2 separate regions of the Homo sapiens genome follow, and region 1 is linked to region 2. Evidence: chromatin loops called from intact Hi-C (ENCODE). Cell type or tissue: Panc1. All regions are shown on one strand. Each heading gives the region's core, and the rest is flanking DNA. Links, peaks and the distances in the headings are about the cores only.

Evidence for each region. A loop is a pair of places that touch in the nucleus more often than their neighbours do. Peaks named below come from ENCODE experiments on the same cell type or tissue, not always from the same donor. Only the 100,000 strongest peaks of a DNase experiment are listed, where the experiment ranks them.
Region 1: a loop joins it to region 2, with 2.2 times the contacts of the local background. A loop is called at or near these places in 2 of 110 quality-filtered maps.

Annotation. Positions count from the first base shown.
Region 1 is chr6:108,110,949-108,121,080 of GRCh38, forward strand. It overlaps LOC124901368 (a long non-coding RNA gene), which reads right to left. Exons shown (of 2, transcript XR_007059696.1): 2 at 9,172-10,132. Among named protein-coding and RNA genes, the nearest start is that of OSTM1-AS1, 7.6 kb to the right of the region's middle. RefSeq lists a silencer at 6,695-6,984 and an enhancer at 6,789-7,376. In Panc1, for the core only: CTCF peaks have their summits at 2,728 (motif pointing right), 2,927 and 4,980; DNase peaks (open chromatin) are centred at 2,685 and 4,988; H3K4me3 peaks cover 3,012 bases; H3K27ac peaks cover 234 bases; H3K27me3 peaks cover 1,613 bases.
Region 2 is chr6:108,229,059-108,239,190 of GRCh38, forward strand. All of the region lies in intron 1 of SNX3 (sorting nexin 3), which reads right to left. Among named protein-coding and RNA genes, the nearest start is that of SNX3, 27 kb to the right of the region's middle. RefSeq lists a silencer at 904-1,104. In Panc1, for the core only: no CTCF peak of the experiment used is centred there; no DNase peak of the experiment used is centred there.

The DNA.
Region 1 (10,132 bases), core at 1,398-9,397, 120 kb before region 2:
GGGAGGATCTCTTGAGCCTGAGAGGCAGGGGTTGCAGTGAGCTGAGCAGAGATTGAGCCACTGCACTCCAGCCTGGGTGACAGACTGGGACTGTATCCAAAAAAAGAAAAAGAAAAAGAAAAAGAAAAATGCTTTGATAATTGTACACTCTTCTCTCTGCTTTGTACTGTTTAGACTCAGTCCAAAATGGAAAAAAGAAATCAGGAAATCACCTTTTAAATTAGCCGGAACCACCATGGGTGTTTTCAGGACAGTGGTTAAAATACTAGGATGAGCTGATGTGTCACGATGCTCTGATGAACAGGAAAGACTGAAAAGGATGCCAGCTAATGAGGGTTCAGGAAAGCCTTAAAGATAAGACAGAGTGGGCTGGGGAGAGTGCCCTGGGCCAAAGTCGGGTCGCCATAGCTCTGCCTCTGGCTCTGATTCATTTGCCAGTGTTCTCTTTGTTGACCTGGTATTTCTCATCTCAAGCCTAAGTCATGTACTCTGCATGTCTTGCCCTCTTTCCAGCCCCACTCATGTTTTGCACTTACATGAGAGAGACACAAGCACAGCATACAGTTGTCCTTCCTATAATACTCAGACACAACCTCCAACAGCATCCTTGAATCACACCCATCAGCAAGGGCTGTTCTCAGTTGCCAAGGAGTGGCTGTGGTTCACACCAGAGATTACAGAAAAACCAGCCCAAAACCTCCCTGCTTCTAGCCTAGGTTATAAACTCAAACTCTGAATCTTAGAAAATAGTCAACAAGGCCGGGCACGGTGGCCCACACCTGTAATCCCAGCACTTTGGGAGGCTGACGCAGGTGGAACACTTGAGGCCAGGAGTTTGAGACCAGCCTGGTTAACATGGTGAAACCCCATCTCTACTTAAAAATACTAAAATTAGCAGGGTGTGGTGGTGCATGCCTGTAGTTCCAGCTACTCTGGAGGCTGAGGCAGGAGAATCGTTTGAACCCGGGAGGCAGAGGTTGCAGTGAGCCGAGATCGTGCCACTGCCCCCCAGCCTGGGCAACAGAGTGACACTCTGTCTCAAAAATAAATAAATAAAAAGAAAATGGTCAACAATTCAACAAACATTTGCTGAGAACTGATGCAGGGCAAGGGCAAAGTCCTAGATTCAGTGCCATGGCCTATACTAGCTGCAGGTACTTACAAACTAGTAGAAAAAATAAAAGATGTATACAATTAACTGCCTTATGAGGTAGTTATGATATAAGAAGAAAATTGAAGGAAAAGTTAGTTATGATATGAGGAGAGTTTAAAGGTGGAAGAAATGACAAGGAAGTCGTTTTTGGAAGAGTGGCATTTGAGCTTTACCTTAAAGATGGGTAAGCCTCCAATAAATGAATGGATTAGGGTGGTTTCCAAGAAAAGAAAATGCTTGTGGCTTGACATGGATGCAGAAGAAATAGGAGGTTTGAAAGAAGTCCCTGTGGAATATCAGTACACATAGGAGAGTATGGGAGAGAAGGTAGAAAGATGAGGGAGCAAACACGGAGGCACATAGTGATTGTGGATTCAAGAGAGGCTTTAGAAGGAGCTCAGCCACACTAATGCCACCTTTGCTCTTCCTTGATTAACCCAAAGTGCTCACTCCAGGTAGACAGTGATACGCTCACCAGTGAGATCTTATCTCTGATGTCACTTTTTCTTTCCTTTTTTCTTTTTAACTGCTTGGCTCTGGACATCAGCAGAGGCTTCAGGACAGTGGTTCTTCCTTGTTTTTGTTTTGTTTTGTTTTTTTGAGATGGAGTGTCACTCTGTCACCCAGGTTGGAATGCCGTGGTGCATCTCAGCTCACTGCAGCCTCCACTTCCTGGGTTCAAGAGATTCTCCCGCCTCAGCCTCCCAAGTAGCTGGGACTACAGGTGCTTGCCACCACGCCCAGCTAATTTAGCTAACTTTTTTTTTCTTTTTTGTATTTTTAGCAGAGACAGGGTTTCACCATGTTGGCCAGGTTGGTCTCAAACTCTTGACCTCAGGTGACCCACCCGCCTTGGCTTCCCAGAGTGTTGGGATTACAGGTATAAGCCACTGCACCCAGCCCTTCCTTCACTGTTTTGCTCTAGTGTCTGAAATTCCTCTATCCCTTGGGCTCCAACCTGTGCCCCAGATGTTCCCTGCTAAAATTGAATAACAGATAAATACCAGAGAGGATTGGGGCTTGTATTCTAGCCATTATAGATTGGAGTTTTGTCTTAGTTGCCATCACCTGTAGAAGACTGAGAGGTCAAGATGGGAGGTAGAGGTTTGTTTGGAAAAAAGAGAAGAAAGATTCTGGATGCTCTCTAGGGCAGGCAGACAGTAGTTGCAATGTCCAACAGAAACCTCGATCTGCCCTCTGTAATCACAGAACTTCCAGACTTACACTGGAGAGAAATTGAAAATTAGGTGTCCTTGCCTGACCCCTGACACTGGCCAGGCCACAAGGATTAAGGAAACAAGCTTGATCAAGGCATAAAAGGTCAGTCTCTCTGAGCCTCATTCCTCCCAGCTTTCTCCACCTGAATTCCATCTGCTATATAGCCTCTCCTGTTCTCTGTCTTCCAATTTTCCTTTTCGTTATTTATCCTTTCCTTCCCCTCTACTCCCTCTTTCTTCCCCACTCTTTCTTGTACAGAAGTTTAAGCATGCGATTCCCTCAAACCTTATATTCTTAAACTTTCGTTTTCTTCCACCAGGGGTCGGCTTTGTTTCTTTTTTCCGAGACTGATGCGGCTCCCCTACTGCCAGAGATCTTAGTCCAGAAACAGCCTTTTTTGGGAGGTGTGGGAGATGCCGTGGTCAGCCCAAGGGCGAGATGCGCCTCGGGGTCGGAGTCGCCCGAGTGGAGACTGGACACTCCATGGGGGAGGCTGGAACCCCCTGTGCCACAGATAAATGCTCGTTCTCCACCACATGTGAGGCATTTGAATAGGAGCAAGTCTCCCGGGTTGGGAATACTAGGAAGTGCTGGGGGACAGGCAAGGTCACGGCATCCAGGCTGCAATGCAAATGCCTAGGTAGTGCGCACGGCAGCGGTAATCCAGAATCCTGCCCAAAGAGGGTCCCGCAATCACCGCCCACTTCCAGGCGGGCTTGGGGAGCCGAGGGACTTCGCCTGCTTGGGTCAGAGCCCAGGAGGTGGCGTGGTGGTGGTGGTGGACGGGCCTGAGCGTCTCAGCCCTGACGGTCTAGGCCAGGTTTGTCCGCGGGGCCAAGACTCAAAGGCCGAGGTCTGTGCCTCCAGCTGTCCCACCAGCCAGCCAGTGTACTAGGCGCAAACAACCAAAGCCCACTCGCCTGCGAAGCCAGGATGGGACATTCATCTCCAAAAGCCTTTTCTTCCTCTTCTTCTGTTTCTTCCCATTTATGTCCCTCTGGCTGCAAACCAAGAGAGGCGCCCAAATATGAAAGTCAAGTCGAATTGAAAGCGTATGGCTTGTGCGCTCCCAACGCCCTCCCCTGTTTTTAAAATTGTGTTTCAAAACAACATGGTGACTTTTGGACAAGATTTTTCTATTTCGCCCACACCACAATAGAGATGCAATGAATGCTGCTGGTGAAATGTTTGGCTGTGTCAAATTCAGTCCCGCAGGCTGGCTTGGGCCAGCACTGGGGCTCCGCTTTGTGTTATGTTCACGGAGAAGATATTAATTAAAAGAAATACATGATTAAAAAGTAATGAGTTGAATAAAAATTATCTCAGCTCATTTTCTGATTATGTTAATTGTTAAAAACCCTTCAATCACGCCGTTGCAGTCAATGGGCTTTAATGTGAAATTAGTGGGCTCTTGATAACTTACAGTCCAGAATAATCCTGGCGGTTTAGTCATCATTCCTAATAACAAGGATGTTGCTAAGAACAGAAATTTTACATGATTTTCATACATTCAGCCCTTCCCCCCACGTGTCATTAAAAAAAAAAAAAAGGCTTAGCCTGCCTGCGATTTCCAACTTCTCTTTCCACGGATCGACCGCGGCCTTGGCAAGGACTTGAGTCTGCGTTCCAGCCCCTTCCGCTCCCAGCGCGCACGCAGCCTCTCGCCTTTGCGTCGGCGGGTTGCTGGTTGCCGGTACCCGCTCAGCAGCTAGGAGCCTTGGGGAACCCTAGCTCTTAGCTTCCCCGTCTGGCGAGGCCAGAGGGCCAAGTTGCTCACTGGGCTGTGCTGAGGGATAAGGGGAGAAAAGAACGGAAATCGCAGCTACGAGGGCTAGAGGGACGGCGCGGCTGCTTGAGGACGGGTCGCCTAGCGGTGGGCGAGTAGGGCTGTGCGTAAAAGGATCTAGACAGACAGTCGTGCGCCCGCAGGGTTGCAGGACAGGGGCAGGCCGAGTTGTGGCGCGTGTGTGTTTGTGTGTGCTCGCCTCCGGGTTGCGCGCTTTCAGGGCTTTGGATGCCGGGGATTTTGAGGACCCATTCAAAGCTCCGAGGGGGCGGAGGCTCAAGCAAGCCAGGGAAAAGGTCCCCTAAGCCTCAGAGCCTGGGCTGCGCCCCAGACAAAGTGCCTAATGCAGAGTAGGCTCTTAATAGGTTTGCATTGGATCTAAACGAAAGCTAGTGAAATTCGTACATGATTCTAATGAGAGATGACGGCCAGGTGTTCTCAGCAGCCCCTGGCCCTCACGGGGCGACCTGAAAGTTCCCACTCTACCCGAGACGAAACTCAGAGCCGAGGTGGGGGCGAAGGCCGGGTAATGCACTGATCGAGGGTGAGGAGGGATGTTTCATAGCCTTTTCCGACATACCTCACGACAAAACACCTTTCACTCTCTATGAGCAAAGGAAAGAAGAAATGTCCCACACCCTCTATTTTGACTTCTTGGGAAACACAATGCCTCTCAAATTGGGCCTGCGAGAAAGGTGTGACCCGGGAGGGTTGTGGGGTCCCGGGACCTTGGCCGGGTGTCGGTGACGGGACTGCCTGAGGCCAGAAGATAGGTTCTAGGTCTCAGTCCACCTGGTGCTGGACGTCGAGGAACCCAAAACTGTCCACTGGAGGCGCCCTGACGCTTTGGTCAACGAGGGCTGCTTCTGCACACTCGAAGGGACTCAAGCACCATTTTTCACCCAAGAGAACTATGTGAGGGAAATTGCATTTCCCAAGGTCGGTCTGAAATTACACATACACACACGAAAGCCTATAGATACTGGTATGCAGAAAGGGGTGGGGTGGAAGGGGTGTGTGTGTGTGTGTGTGTGTGTGTGTGTGTGTGTGTGAGAGAGAGAGAGAGAGAGAGAGAGAAAGAGACAGAGAAAGAGAGAGAGAGTTATTCCCAGAACATGAGGCTCTGTGTCTCAAAGTGCCTTTTTCGAGGCTTCCACCTTTAAGACTACCTGGATGGGGTGGGGGCCTGGTGTTTTAAAAATTGTCTTTCTATTTCTCTGGCCCCTTTACAAGAGCAAATTTCTTTTAAACACTTTTAAATATCTTTATTTTCCACCTTTTCAAGCCCCAACAGTAAGGAGTCTTCCCTTGGGATTGGGGGGCAATGGAGTCAGGGGCTGGCTGGGAGGAGTCCCAAGGCTAATTCTTCTTGTTCGCCTATTTGCATCCGCTGTTAGGCTGAGGATCATTTTAATAAATAACAATGAACAGGAATGGCATCTAGAGGGCTTGTCGGCAACATTTAAAAGCCAATAGAGTTTATAATTCTACTCTATCATTTCTTATTGATTAGAGTAATCAAGATAAAAAGCTAGCCGGGCTCGGAGAACTTCAGCAGCATATCATTAAAGATAAGAGTCAGTTAATTCTGGAGCTGGGGTAATGTGGCTGAAATGAAGAGTTCATTTGCATGAGATGCTGAGCCCAGTAACAAGGGGACAAAAATCACTAATTAGGATTGCAGAGTGTCGGCCTCTCGGCAAGCACCGTTTCCAGACTGCGGACCAAGCGGAGATTCGCATTAATGTAAATCTGGGGAGCACTAAAAGCTCTCACTGGCTTTGTAGAAGGCGACAATCACTCCCGCCCTCTACGACGTCCTCCCTGGCCCGGGCAGCCCAACTGGGGCGGGGACGGGGGTTACTCGGGTCGGATCCCCTTTTCTTCCCTATCTATCCTACCTCCACTCCCGCGGCCACGCGAAGGCGTCTCACCCACCCCCTTAGGGGCACGTGGGCGAGTGTCTGGTGGCCGGGTGAGTGGAACCCGCCGCCCAGTCCTTGCAGCGGGCTCTGGTCTAGTGGGTGAGGATCCCTGGGGAGGTCCCAACTCCGGTGCAGCGTCCGCGGGGTGAAGGGCGCGAGTGCATTCAGGCCCCAAGGGAAACTCGGGGACATCTGCACAGACAAGAATCCCCAAGGAGGCCCAGGTCCCACGGCCAAAGTCCTCGACCCCCACCAGGCTGTCTCCCTCTAGTCCTCCCCACTCCTGACCTGCCATTCGGGACGGAGCCAGTCCGCGGGCACCCAAGGGCGCAAGCTGGTACAAAAAGCACGCGCAGGGGTGTGCCTGGGTGCGCAGGAGTATGTGTGTGTGTGTGTGTGTTTGTGTATGCGTGTGCAGGTGAGTCCAGCTGTCGTGTAAATGTGACTCTACATAAGCTTGTTGCTGTGTAAATGTGTTTTTTCTTGGTATAGGCACAAACGTGTGAACGTTGGTCTAAATGGTATGTAGTGTGTGTAATAGTACACATGTGATGTGTGAGCGGTGTGTGATGTGCGTGTGGTGCGAAGAGGGGAGGTGACAGGCCAGAGAGGTTTCCCCAAAGGGAGAGGCACGGAGGGCTTCCGGAGTGAGGGTGCCTGGGGGTGAGGCGGGAGCTGGGCACTGCCCCACCCAGCCCGGTGCCTCGAGAGGCTGAGGCGCGAGGCGGGAGCCCGGCCGCGCGGGGCAGCGGCGTCTCCTGGGCCGGGTGAGGTCGGACAAGGGGAAGAAGGAACCGCCTCCGCGCCTCCCGCGGCCCTGCCCCACCGCCCCGAGGCCGGCCGGTGGAGGCTCTCTCCACCCATCCCCTGGAAAATGAAAGTACCCCAGAAGCACAAGTTGGCCTGCAGAGCGCGAGAGCGCGGAAAGGCCGCTGACAGCAAGGACCGCGCGTGCACCTTGCGGCCCCGGACCCTTCTCAGCCCGAGGAGTTTGGGCTTCAGGCCCTCCCAGACACGGTGCAAGGAGAGGCTCGGGCTGCCGCCCCCGAGTCCATGAGCGCCGGAGCAGTTCCCGCCCTCGAAGTTCCTCTCCGGGAGAGAGGGAGAGAGCGAGGGAGAGAATGAGACAGGGAGGGAGGGAGAGAGGGGCGCGCGGCTTCTGAGGCGACCCCTCCCGGAGATGCTGCGGCCGCGCCGGGAATCCGCCCAGCGACCTGCTCTGCCCGGCCTTCTTAGAAATAACTTTGGCCCTCACTTGGCTGTAGCAGAAAGGAATCGAGGCCCCCGTCCATAATCGCAGGTGTCGGCGTGGAAAGGAGCCACGCGTGCACACTCATGGGTCTCACCGCGCGGGCTTCCGCGGCCCGGCAAGCCGCTGCGCCTGCCTCGCCGGCGGCCCACGGAGCCCGTCCGCGCTTGCCCTGCACACCTGCGCCCGCGCGAGGACCCAGCCGCCGAGGCCGTGCGCCCGCCGGGCTGCGGGGGCCGTGGGCAGGGGGCGCAGGGGGCGCAGGGGGCGGCCGGCGCGGCGGCTGAACCCGGGCTGACGAGGCCCAGCCGCCTGCGGGGCCCGGAGCGGGAGGTACCGGCTAGGGGCGCGTTTCTTTCGCATCCACACCCCGCCCCCACCCCTCTCTCCAGGGATTTTTTTTTTTTTTTTTTTTGTATCCAGGCACAGCTGGGGGCTCCCTCACCACCCACCCCTGGCCTCCCCATACAGAATAAAGTCAGTCTGTATTTAATGGTTATGGCGGATGTGAGGGGGATTTGGCAGAGGCAGAAGAGAGGCCTTTCGCTCTCAAATATCGTCCCTTACGTCGTGTGAGTCTACCAACCCACCACGACCTCATATTCTTGTGCGGGTGTCTGACTCGAATGACAAGCGAGCTGATTTTTTCAGTACATAGCTGGGAAATGTAGTGAGTGATAATAGAGATTTCTCTTTCATTTTTTACGCTTGACTTGGTTATTGTTGCTTTTCTTTTCCCGTGATTCCTTCTGAGGATTAGCTCTGACTTCCCCACTATTGGCGGTCAAAGTGGCCCCGACTCGGGATGACAATTGACGGGGATCAAGGGATTGCCCATTCTGTGCCTGTAAGAACCGATTCGTGCCAGAGAAACTCATCAAGTGGAGGCGGAGAATAAAGACCGTTCGGGGGTAAATGTATTCATTGAGAAGGGTTCTCCCAAATTGCTTCTAAGTTTTTTTAATGAAAAGTAACGATTGCGGCAATCAGCGGCTTTTTGGCGGATTACAAATCTGGAGGGAGCTGCGGCGCTGCATTGAAAAGTGCCCCCGCCTTCGCACCGGGCAGCCGGTTCACAGGAGCAGCGCGAGGGGCGGGGGTCCGATAGCGGGACAAAGGCGGGGAGGGGGCGAGCGGAGGAGGGCGGCTCGGGGCGCCCGGGCGCGCATCGGGCAGGAGACGCGGAGGTGCCCACCCCAGCGCAGGCGTGGCAGGGCGCCCCCCACCGAGGAAGGCGTGGGGCAGGGTGCAGGAAGGGGACCGAGGGAGGTCTACCGCAGCACCACCAGCACTGGGGAGATTCCGGGCATCTGGAGCGAGGAAGGTGTGCTATAGGGGTTGAGTCCATCACCGTGGAAGTCCGGGGAATGGGAGGTGCGACTCGGTCCCCCACCTCTACCCCGGGCACGGTGGTGTCTTCTTTTAAAGACGTCTCACTTCGCAATTGGAATCGAAGCGTGGGCCGGTGTCGGGTCTTCCTGGTGTTACAGGCAGGAGGAGGGAAAACTGAGTCCTTCCTGGGATGGGGCAGGACCCTCACACGCAAGACCCCACTGAGCTGGACTGGCGCGGGGGCGGATCCCTTCTCCCAAATGCTTCTGAATGGCGCGCGACCTGGTCCCCTCTGCCACACGGACCCTGCGCGCACGCCCTGGCCCTGGCGGCCTCTGGGGACACGTTCTCCAGGCCCGCACGGCGCCCCGGCCTAGGCCGCAACGCCCCCCGCCCAGAGGAGTTGCCTCAGAAGATGGGCAGGGGACACACTAGAGGGCAGGGAAAAATCGCTGTTCCCACAGAGGCCGAAATCAGCAGCAGCAGCCTCAGGCAGCGGCATTCAGCCTGACTTTTTATACGTTTATTTTTAAAAGTGTATCTTAGCAGGGGGGTGGGAGGTATGTTTCTTTGCTGGGACTTCTTTAAGGCTCTCTGAAGTAAATAGGGGTGGGGGGGGGCGCAGAGAGACAAGGGTGGAGAAGAGGAGAAGAAAAAGAAAGACTCTCCCTCTCCTTCCCCCCTCCTCAAGTTTAAGAATAAATCCAGCAGGCAAGTCCGCAGCCCTGAAGGTTTAACTTTTTTTCTTTGCAGCTTGTCAATGCGACCATTGCTTTGATGGGAGGCTCCTCAAGGTGACACATTTCTGAACTTCACCCTCTTTTCAAACTAACTCCCTACCTCCTTGTTAGTGGCCAGCTCTGAACTTCTGCAGAGTGTTTTTGTGTGAGTCAAGGCTCATTCACGGGCGCCTTTGTGGGCCTCTCCTCCTTTCAGGCCTCAGCGTGTTACACCAATTAAAGGGCGACGTGCTGTAAATGTAATGGGCCGCGCAGCGATTGTTTCTGACAAGCAACAAAACACATAGATCCACCCCTTAGATTAGGCCGTTGAAGGGGAGGTTGAGGCCGGTCAGTTTACTGAATAGTTTGTGAACTGTAATTCTGAGGGCTCATGTGAAAAAAAAAAAAAAAGTCTCTTCCCACCTCCCTCGCCTTGCTCCTCCTTCCCAAAAGCTAAAAAAAAAAAAAAAAAAAAGAAAAAGAAAAAAACAAGTGACATCCATGGGGCAGAATGGGGTCACTAGAGAAAAAAACCTATGTGAGGGGCTTGGTCTGTTACTTGGACAGTCCTGAGAGCCCCTTCAGCTCTTTGCCCTCCCCGCTTACTCTTTGAAAACGTCCAGCCTGGCCCTCAGTTTTACTGGCCACAGCAGCCTTCTCCTCTGATGGCAGGCCTGACCCCCCCGCAAGAGGACTTGAGATCAGGGCAGGAATGAGAGAAAGTCGGGTTGTCTTGGAGAATTCTGC
Region 2 (10,132 bases), core at 1,275-9,274:
AGACCAGCCTGGCCAATACAGTGAAACCCCATCTCTACTAAAAATACAAACATTAGCCGGGTGAGGTGGCACGAGCCTGTAATTCCTGCTACTCCGGAGGCTATGGCAGGATAATCGCTTGAACCCGGGAGGCGGAGGTTGCAGTGAGGTGAGATCATGCCACTGCACTCCAGCCTGGGCGACAGAGCGAGACTCCACCTCAAAAAAAAAAAAAAAAAAAAAGTTTCAGAACAGTATATTATATAGCATAATACCATTTGTATAATATGAAAAGCACGGAAGAATTGACAATTGATTTGGCCCGGATTCATTCATTCTTTCCCCTCCTTTTCTTTCCTTTCCTCAGTCTCTCTGCTTCCCCTCCCTCTCCCCCTCCCTCCCTCCCCTTCCTTCCTTTAGAGACAGGGTCTCCCTAAGTTGCTCAGGCTGGTCTTGAACTCCTGGGCTCAAGGGATCCTTCCACCTCAGCCTCCCAAAGTGCTGGAATATGAGGTGTGAGCCACTGCGTACGGCCAGTCAGGACTCTTTTTCGTTTTGTTTGTTTTTGAGACAGAGTTTCGCTCTTGTCGCCCATGCTAGGGTAAAATGGCGCGAGTGCAATGGCCTCAGCCAGGACTCTTTTAACACAGAGCTAGCCATACTATAAGACAGCTGAAAATGGTGAAAATAGTGTGAGCTAAATGCAGAGAAGAAACAAGTACAGTGTATATTTAGTATATAATTCTTGAATATTCTAAAGCATAGGGAATGATGGGAAATAAAACTGAAAAGTTTAAATTGCACTCTAAATATGGGGCTAAGGTGACTACCTGTGAGCATCAGGAGTTAATAAATATGTTTGAATAGAAAAATGATAGCTATGAACAGAAAAAATAGAACAGAGAAGTTACTACAGAAGTAGAAGCCACAGATGAGCTGCATGTAGCATTAAGGTGTAGAATTAAGAACAGATGGCTCTAGTTGATTCCTAGGTTTATCTGCTTTGAAATGTATGGACAAGAGTCAGACTACTGAGGCAAATTACAGCAAAAATCCCTTAAAGGTTTTATCTTGGATGCCACTTTAAATGCTCTAGATTTACCCAGAAAGAATGCTGAATTCTGAAATTAAATGTAAATCAGGCTTAAATATTGTTAACTTACTTTAAGATGACTAAAACTTTTGAAATTTAAACAGCAAGATTTAGTATTCTCTCACTCTAATATTCATATTTTCCCCCTAATTTTAAGAGAAGTTGCTTAGTATCAGGCTGAGTATAAAGTGGAAGCCACAATTTTCTTCCTAGCTACTGTTCATTTTATTTCTTAACAGGTAAAAGTGTTAAATACAACCATCTGTATGAAATAATATTTGTAGGAAATACAAGAAATATGTTATTTGTGGGAAATAACAATAGATCAGCCGATGTGGGCACAGTGATCACAGACAGGTAAGATGGGAGACAAGCAAAAGTAAAGTACAGCATAGGGCAAGAACCAAAAAGTAAGCCACAGCCTTCATCTATTTGTATAGGTATATACTAGTAAATGCTGAAGATTCTGAGTTTGAGTAACCCTGGACTACTTTAGACTTCAATTTTGTTCATGGAGTTCAAAAGTTCTGCAAATCACGTTTCATCATAAATCTGAAGCAAAGACAGAGGCTCAAATAATCTGGATAGCTCTCAAGGGTTCTATATTAGAAACCCAATATTAACAGTCACTTAAAGCTTATGTCAGGGCCCAAACTAACATTAAAAGAGCAGAGAACTGTAATTACCTGCATCTCAAAAAAGTTAAGTTGGTTTCCTGGAATCCACTGAGTCCATAAAACTATGTTATTCCACACTCAAAACATGCCTTTGTTAATTGTTATTTGCCAAATGCTAGTTAATTTGTTACCACTACTTAGTAACATTTCTTTGGAAAACTATAAAATAGATCACCAACATTATCAAAGAAGACAGGCAAAAAAAGAGGGTCTCCCTGTGTTGCCAAGGGTGGAGCACAGAGGCAACATCCTAGCGCGCTACAGGCACTTGGGCTGGAGGGATCCTCCCACCTCTGGTGGTGTTTTTTTTTTTTTTGAGACACAGTCTCCCTTGTCACTCAGGCTGGAGTGCAATGGCGCGATGTCGGCTCACTGCAACCTCCGCCTCCTGCCTCAGCCTTCCGAGTAGCTGGGATTACAGGCACGCGCCACCACGCCCGGCTAATTTTTTGTATCTTTAGTAGAGACGGGGTTTCACCATGTTGGCCAGGCTGGTCTTGAACTCCTGACCTCGTGATCCACCCGCCTCAACCTCCCAAAGTGCTGAGATTACTGGCATGAGCCACTGCACTCAGCCCTCTGGTTGTTTCTTTAGTCACCTTTAATCTAGAAGAGTCGCCCCCTGTCTTGTTGTCATTCAAGACACTGACAATAAAGAGTTCAGAGCAACATTCTACATTTGGGTTTGTCTGTTTCCTCATGACCAGCTTTGTTTTGCATTGTTGGCAGTAATGTTCCTAAATGGCAGGAGTGTTGATGCTTTCCATCGGAAGGCACATAATGTCAGTTTGTCCCATTACTGGGTCACTTGGTAAGGAGAGGTCAGATTCCTCCAATAGTTATCTTTTCCCCACCTTTTAATTCCTTTTTCCTGAACCAGCCCTTCATAATAAAATTTATTGCCATTTAGAATTTGCCTAGCTAATTCGAACTTACAGAACTATCAGACCACAAAATAAACTCTGCTTCTTAGAGAATTCACATTTTTAGGTGAAGTTATTTATCTAACTTTAACCATTAGGAGAGATTGCTTTACTGAAGGAAAGCCCCACTCCCTGCCAAATACAGTGTGAATATACCGATGTATTAAGTACAGAATGTTTTCAATTTGTTGATTTAATAAACAGAATTAAACAAGGGTTTATAGTCTACTTGGATATTTGTACTCTTCTGGAGAAATTCGGGGTAATGCTCAAGCTGCTGGGTATCTTGCTTTTCATTTGCAAGATGAGAATATATTTTGCTTGGCTTATGAAAAAGTGATGAAATAATTACAAGATCCTGGGACATTCAAAGAACTAGAAAAGAACAAGACTAAAAACCTGAATTGTTCAATGTTATTTTGTTGTTGTCTATTTGTTCTAATATACCAGGAACAAAACTGCAAAGCAATAAAATGTTAAAAGAGATATGTGTATGCCGGATACTCTTAAACTACTATTTTTATAAAAGAGAAACCAGCCATTTTCCACAAAAAGTATTACTAATCACACAGGGTAAGATCATCAGGAATGCAAATGGATATTACATACTAAGGAAAAGATTTCTCAAACCATGGTATAGAGGTCTAAAACAAGTGCTCCCTTCAAGTCTAAGCACAGGAAACTACCACATTATTGGTCTCCAAAAAGGTAGGTCTTATACACTTACACAGGCTGACCTATTAAAGTCAGCAGCTCACAGATACCCTATATGTTACCTGATTATCACTGATAGCCAAGCAGAAAACCAAGCCTCAAAATGTGATCACCTGAATATAGCTTAACAATAGATATTAGAAAAATGTTTACTAGGTGTTTCTAGTATTTCTTCAGATAGTGTCACGTGTACATTTGAAAAGAGACTGGCAACAACATCAAAAGTATATTCAATAGGCCATACTCTATTCAACCAATCCTAAGAGATGTAAATGGATGCCCCACTACAGTTCTCATTAAACAGCTGCATTTCTCCAAATATCTACATCTAGAGATAAAAGATAAACTGAGAAGTGCTTAAGCTATTGCTTCACCCTTCAGTACTTTTGATACCTGTTTTACCCAATCTGGAACAGCATGAATAACTGGAGATATGGTTTATAACCTAGATGAACTCTTAATAAGGCTGAGAAGAAGTCATTTAAATGAAGAATAAGCTTTTAGTCCAGAGAACCTTTGAAATGTAGATTGTCACTAAGCCAACGTATTTAGTTTCTTTCTTTAAAAAATAAGGACATGCCTTCCAGTGATACAATTCCTCCTTATTTTAAAAGAAGTATCCTTTATGGTATAATTTCCAAAACAGTAGAGAATAAATTATCTAGACTAGCTTAAATGCATAAACCAAGGAATTCCAGATACTTTTCCTACATTGTCCATATTCTTCATTTGTGAATTAGCAACAAGACTCATTGGAGAGCTCACACAAGGTTTTCAATGAGTAATCTCTAATGAAACTGTGCATTAATAATTCTATTTTAAAGGAAAATTCATTCATAACAATTCATGAAGATTTACATAATCCTACAGGCTTATGCTGAAATAAAACTGTCTATTAATAGTCTAACACCTTTTTTGGACAATCTTTAAAATGCAAAACTATTTTCTGGTGTCTTCCCAACTTGTCCAATCCTAAGAAACACACTCAAGTGACGCCAACTAGAGAATCTCATGCAACTGATCTAGGGTGGAATCTGAAAATCAGTATTTTCAAATGATTCTCAAGTGCATCCAGGGTCAAGAACTGCTGCCCTAGGAGTTCGAGACCAGCCTGGCCAACACGGTGAAACCCTGTCTCTACTAAAAATACAAAAATTAGCCGGGCATGGTGGCACACGCCTGTAATCCCAGCTACTCGGGAGGCTGAGGTGGGAGAATCGCTTGAGCCCGGGAGGCGGAGGTTGCAGTGAGCCAAGGTTGTTCCAGTGCACTCCAGCCTGGCTGAAAGAGCGAATAACTGCTGCCCTAGAGTTAATAAATGTGAAAGAGGGTAGGAACTTGGGAATTTGTACAATCACCAAGTAATTCTGGTTTAGCTTAGCTGGGACAGATATGGGCGATAATATTTTACCTCTTTAAGGGTAGTGATTTGGAATAATACTGTGAGAATGGAGTGTAAAGTCATTATAAGTAAAACTGTGATGTGGAAGCCAGTTAAAGAATATTGGTTAAGAAGCTCTATTCAGTAAGTACTCGTATTTTCTAAGCTTCTACATATGGTGCATCAGGCAGCTATGGACTACAGGGATCTCAAGACATCCTCCTCAAGGGTTATATTTACATTATATTTACAGTGTAAAGAGGGGGTGGGGAGGGGAGAGCGGAATACTCTTCCAAGATTCATTACATGTAGCATTTACAGCCGCAATTTATCACACAGCTCTTTGATGTTTGAATGAAAGGGTGGAGACCAGTATTTGAGTAATCAAGGCAAAATTAAAATATATAAAAAACATATATATATATATATAACATATACATGTGACAGCTGGGTGCAGTGGCTCACGCCTGTAATCCCAGCACTTTGGGAGGCCGAGGCGGGTGGATCACCTGAGGTCAGGAGTTCAAGACCAGCCTGGCCAATATGGCAAAACCCGTTTCTACCAAAAGCATAAAAATTAGCCAGGCGTGGAGGCATGTGCCTGTAGTTCCAGCTACTCGGAGGCTGAGGCAGGAGAATCGCTTGAACCCAAGAGGCGGAGGTTGCGGTGAGCCAAAATTGCACCACTGCACTCTAGCCTGGGCAACAGAGTGAGGCTCTGTCTCAAAAAAACAAAACAAAACAAAACATATACATGTGAATATATTGAGTTTGCATGGTAGACTTATAAAAGATATCCTTACAATTAAAAAACATACATATTGACTTGTAGATACTCCATTTCAGTATATAGCCTTTTAGATTTTTATATATACAAATCTTATTTTTATTAAATATATTATCAGTTTCTCATATCATTAACATGATTATATACAGACATCCCTGGGTGAGAGGCTGTATAGTACAATGATGAAGCACACAGTTCTGGAACTAGAAAATCTGGCTTTAATCTGGATTCCTGCATTAACCAGCTATCTAACTCTAGGCAAAATGCAATGGATGAAAACTAAATGAAGCCTTGATACAGATCCAGGGAGTTTAAATATTTTCCTTAGAATAAACCCTAAAGGTGAAATTACTAGGCCAAAGACTATAAATGTTAAGTCTTCGAGTTGTCCTCCAGAAAGGCTACTTTGCTATAGAATGAGAAGGAACACTGCAGTAGTAGTAGCTACTTTGGTAGCCTACAACAAACCATGACACTCAATATTTAAATATCTTTTTGTATCCTCTCTCACATTGGCTTGGCCATGTGACTGCCTTTGATCAAACATTTGTGAATTGGGGCCTGTCCTCTTGGAACATTTGTTCATAAAGACATTCTCTCTTGCGATCCTGTCACCGTTATTCTGTGAGAAGTCTAACTCTCCCCATGAAGGAGAACTGAGGACCTGATCTACATCTCCATCTGATATCCCAGCTGGCAGCCAGCCATATGACCGAGTTATCTCAAAAATAAATCCTCCAGTCCCAGTCAAGTGGCCCCACAGATATCAAGTGGAACAGAGACAAGCCATGACTTCAAGACCTGACCAAACTGTAGAACTGTAATGAAGTGAATGTTTAATTGTAACTGTTTTCGGTCACCAACTTTTAGGGTTTTTACATAGCAATAATCAACTGAAGCAATAACCTGACTTTGGTAGAGTTATGCTAAACAAGATGCAGATCATGAGAAGACAGTATTTCATCTCTAAAAACTTGGTAACTCAAAAGTACATAGACTTGGGCCAGGCACGGTGGCTCACACCTGTAATCCCAGCATGTTGGGATGCCGAGGTGGGTGAATCACTTGAGGTCAGGAGATCACGACTAGCCTGCCCAATATGGTAAAACCTCGTCTCTACTAAAAATACAAAAATTAGCCGGGCATGGTGGTGCATGCCTGTAGTCCCAGCTACTTGGGAGGCTGAGGCACAAGAATCACATGAAAGCGGAGGTTGCAGTGAGCTGATACCACGCACTGCACTCCAGCCTCGGCGACAGAGTGAGACTCTACCTCAAAAAAAGAAAAAGTATATAGACTTGTTATTTATTCAACTCTTCGCTGTTTAGTTCTTTTCTACTTCCTTAATTAGCTTCTGATTATATTCTGAGTAGTTGAAGTTCCTCAATAATACAGAAAAGTCAATTAATTCTCAATTATTCAGCAAGGAAAGTATTCCTTCATAATTTAGAAATCTGATAAAATCAGCTAAAGTTTTTCTATGCTAAAGAAAGGTAAGATTCTAAATAAAAACTGTAATTGAAGACTGAGTTGCTCTCTACAATAAATAACTTAATAAACCTCTAAGAATAGTCATATGAAACAGTTTTGGCCGGGCACGATGGTTCGTGCCTGTAATCCCAGGACTTTGGGAGGCTGAAGCAGGATGATTGCTTGAAGCCAGGAGTTCAATACCAACCTGGCCAACAAGCAAGACCCTGTCTCTCTCTCTACCTCTCTTTATATATATATATATAAAACAGTTTCCACCTATATTATTATTATTATTTTTTTTTTTTTTTTTTTTTTTGAGACGGAGTCTCGCTCTGTCGCCCAGGCTGGAGTGCAGTGGCGGGATCTCGGCTCACTGCAAGCTCCGCCTCCTGGGTTCACGCCATTCTCCTGCCTCAGCCTCCCGAGTAGCTGGGACTACAGGCGCCCGCCACTACGCCCGGCTAATTTTTTGTATTTTTAGTAGAGACGGGGTTTCACCGTTTTTTTTTAGCCGGGATGGTCTCGATCTCCTGACCTCGTGATCCGCCCGCCTCGGCCTCCCAAAGTGCTGGGATTACAGGCGTGAGCCACCGTGCCCGGCTTCCACCTATATTATAAAAGAACAAAACTAAGCTGTTTCTTCAAAGCTTGAAGTATTACTTGGAAAACTATAAAAAACATGAAAATGAATGTTTAATAAGTCTAAATTCTCTAACACATGAGTGATACATATATTAATAAACTCTTCCAGTCAGAGTGATTAGCTATAACAGCAACTAGACATCATGACATTAAACACTATACACACGCATATGCTTTAAATTTGCAGATTGACAGTAGTGCCATTACAATACTTTACTCCTTTCATAAAGCTCCACAAAGAATGTTTATTGTTCTAACAGTCTGACAGTACTCAAATCACTTAACATAAAAATCTTTTTATTAGAAATGGAAAGTAACTCTTTGTCTAAGAATCCCCTAAATAAACCACGGCTAAGAGAAGCTGCAACTTGCCATCAAAAGTTTCAATACATAATCAGCTTAGCACAATTTAAAATATTTTCTGGCTACTATATCTTCTTTAACTGTTAGGTATAATAAGTGGTTGAGGTAGAGCTGGAGAGCAGAATATTCTGGTTCTTTTCCTCATAATTTAAAATTGATTTCTAAGTACTTTGGCCACCTTTCTCTCCACCTTCCAATACCTTCCCCTCTACTCTGAGTTGCAGAGTTTGTAAGAAAAGGATATCATTCCAGATCCTTTATCTCTAGCCCTCAAATCTTACTTGGAAGCATGGTAAGATTTTAAACCATGATATCTATAAATATTGATTATGGCAGCTCATTAGCCATTAAAATGATGTTACTTAGAATGCTAATAAGTGTACAACATAAAAGGCATTAAGAATCTACCATGAGGCCAGGTGCGGTGGCTCACGCCTGTAATCTCAGCACTTTGGGAGGCCGAGGCAGGCGGATCGATCACCTAAAGTCAAGAGCTCGAGACCAGCCTGGCTAACATGGTGAAGCCCCACCTCTACTAAAAATACAAAAATTAGCCAGGCATGGTGGTGAGCGCCTGTAATCCAGCTACTCAGGAGGCTGAGGCAGGAGAATCACGTGAACCAGGGAGGCGGAGATTGCAGTGAGCTGAGATCGTGGCACTGCACTCCAGCCTGAGGGACAAGAGTGAGACTCTATTTCAAAAAAAAAAAGAATCTACCATGATGGGCTGGGTGTAGTGGCTTGTGTCTGTAATCCCAGCACCTTGGAAGGCTGAGGTGGGCTGATCACTTGAACTCAGGAGTTTGAGACCAGCCTTGGCAACATAGCAAAACCCTATCTTCACTAAAAATACAAAATTAGCCCGGCATGGTGGCACGCGCCTGTAGTCTCAGCTACTCGGGAGGCTGAAGTGGGAGATCACCTGAGCCCAGGAGGTCAAGGATGAAGATGAAGTAAGCTGAGATGGCACCACTGCACTCCAGCCTGGGCAACAAAGTGAGATCCTGTCTCAAAAAAAAAAAAAAAAAAACAAACAAAAAAAGAATCAACTATAATGGATACCCCTCTCCTCCAAAAAGAATCTACCATGAACTAAGTACATGAACATTGTCCCTGCATTAGCTGATTTTATGACACAGTTAAGAATTATAAGAGGATACCCAAGCAGAGTAGGTGTCACAGAACAGACAAACATAGGTCAGGAAAGAGAATTAAAGAGATGGAATACCACTGGGGAGGTTTCTGTAAGAGAGTACATAATCTTTGGAGTACATTGTGATAAAAACATGTATATACAATGTTTTAGGCTCAGAGGCTTTAAAGCTAACAAAAATTTTCTAAGTATACTTTTTACAGCCACTTACACCACTACATATCAAAAGTGTTCATGAGAGCCAGGTGCGGTGGCATGTGCCTGTAGTCCCAGCTACTAGGGAGCCTGAGGTAGGCGGATCCTTTGAGCCCAGGAATTTGAGGGCAGCCTAGGCAACACAGTGAAACCTCCACCTCAACCGCCATAAAAAAGAAAATTTTTTTAAAAAGTGTCCAAGTTTTCATGCTTGTATTTGTGGATGAAGAGTTTAAAGCCTCTTATTTTTCCGCTCACCTAAGAAATTCCAGGTTTTATTCACTAAGGCTGTATCTTACAGAAACACACAAAGTTCAAATAATTGGTATATCACTTTTGTAGTGGAAGTTCTTGACATGTTGCATGGGGTGGGGGGAAAATGCAAACAAACATATGTAAGTATAATTCAATATTTGCTTTGTACCAATGATAGGAGCTAACCACAAACTTGTGACACCTTTTCTTTCTTTTTTTTTTTTTGGAGACAGAGTCTCACATGGTCACCCAGGCTGGAGTGCCATGTGCAATCTCGGTTCACTCAAACCTCCACCTCCTAGGTTCAAGCGATTTTCCTATGTCAGCCTCCCGAGTAGCTGGAATTACATGCATGTGCCCCCACACCCAGCTAATTTTTTTGTATTTTTAGTAGAGACGGGGTTTCGCCACATTGGCCAGGCTGTTCTCGAACTCCTGACCTCAGGTGATCCACCCGCCTCAGCCTCCCAAAGTGCTGGGATTACAGGCGTGAGCCA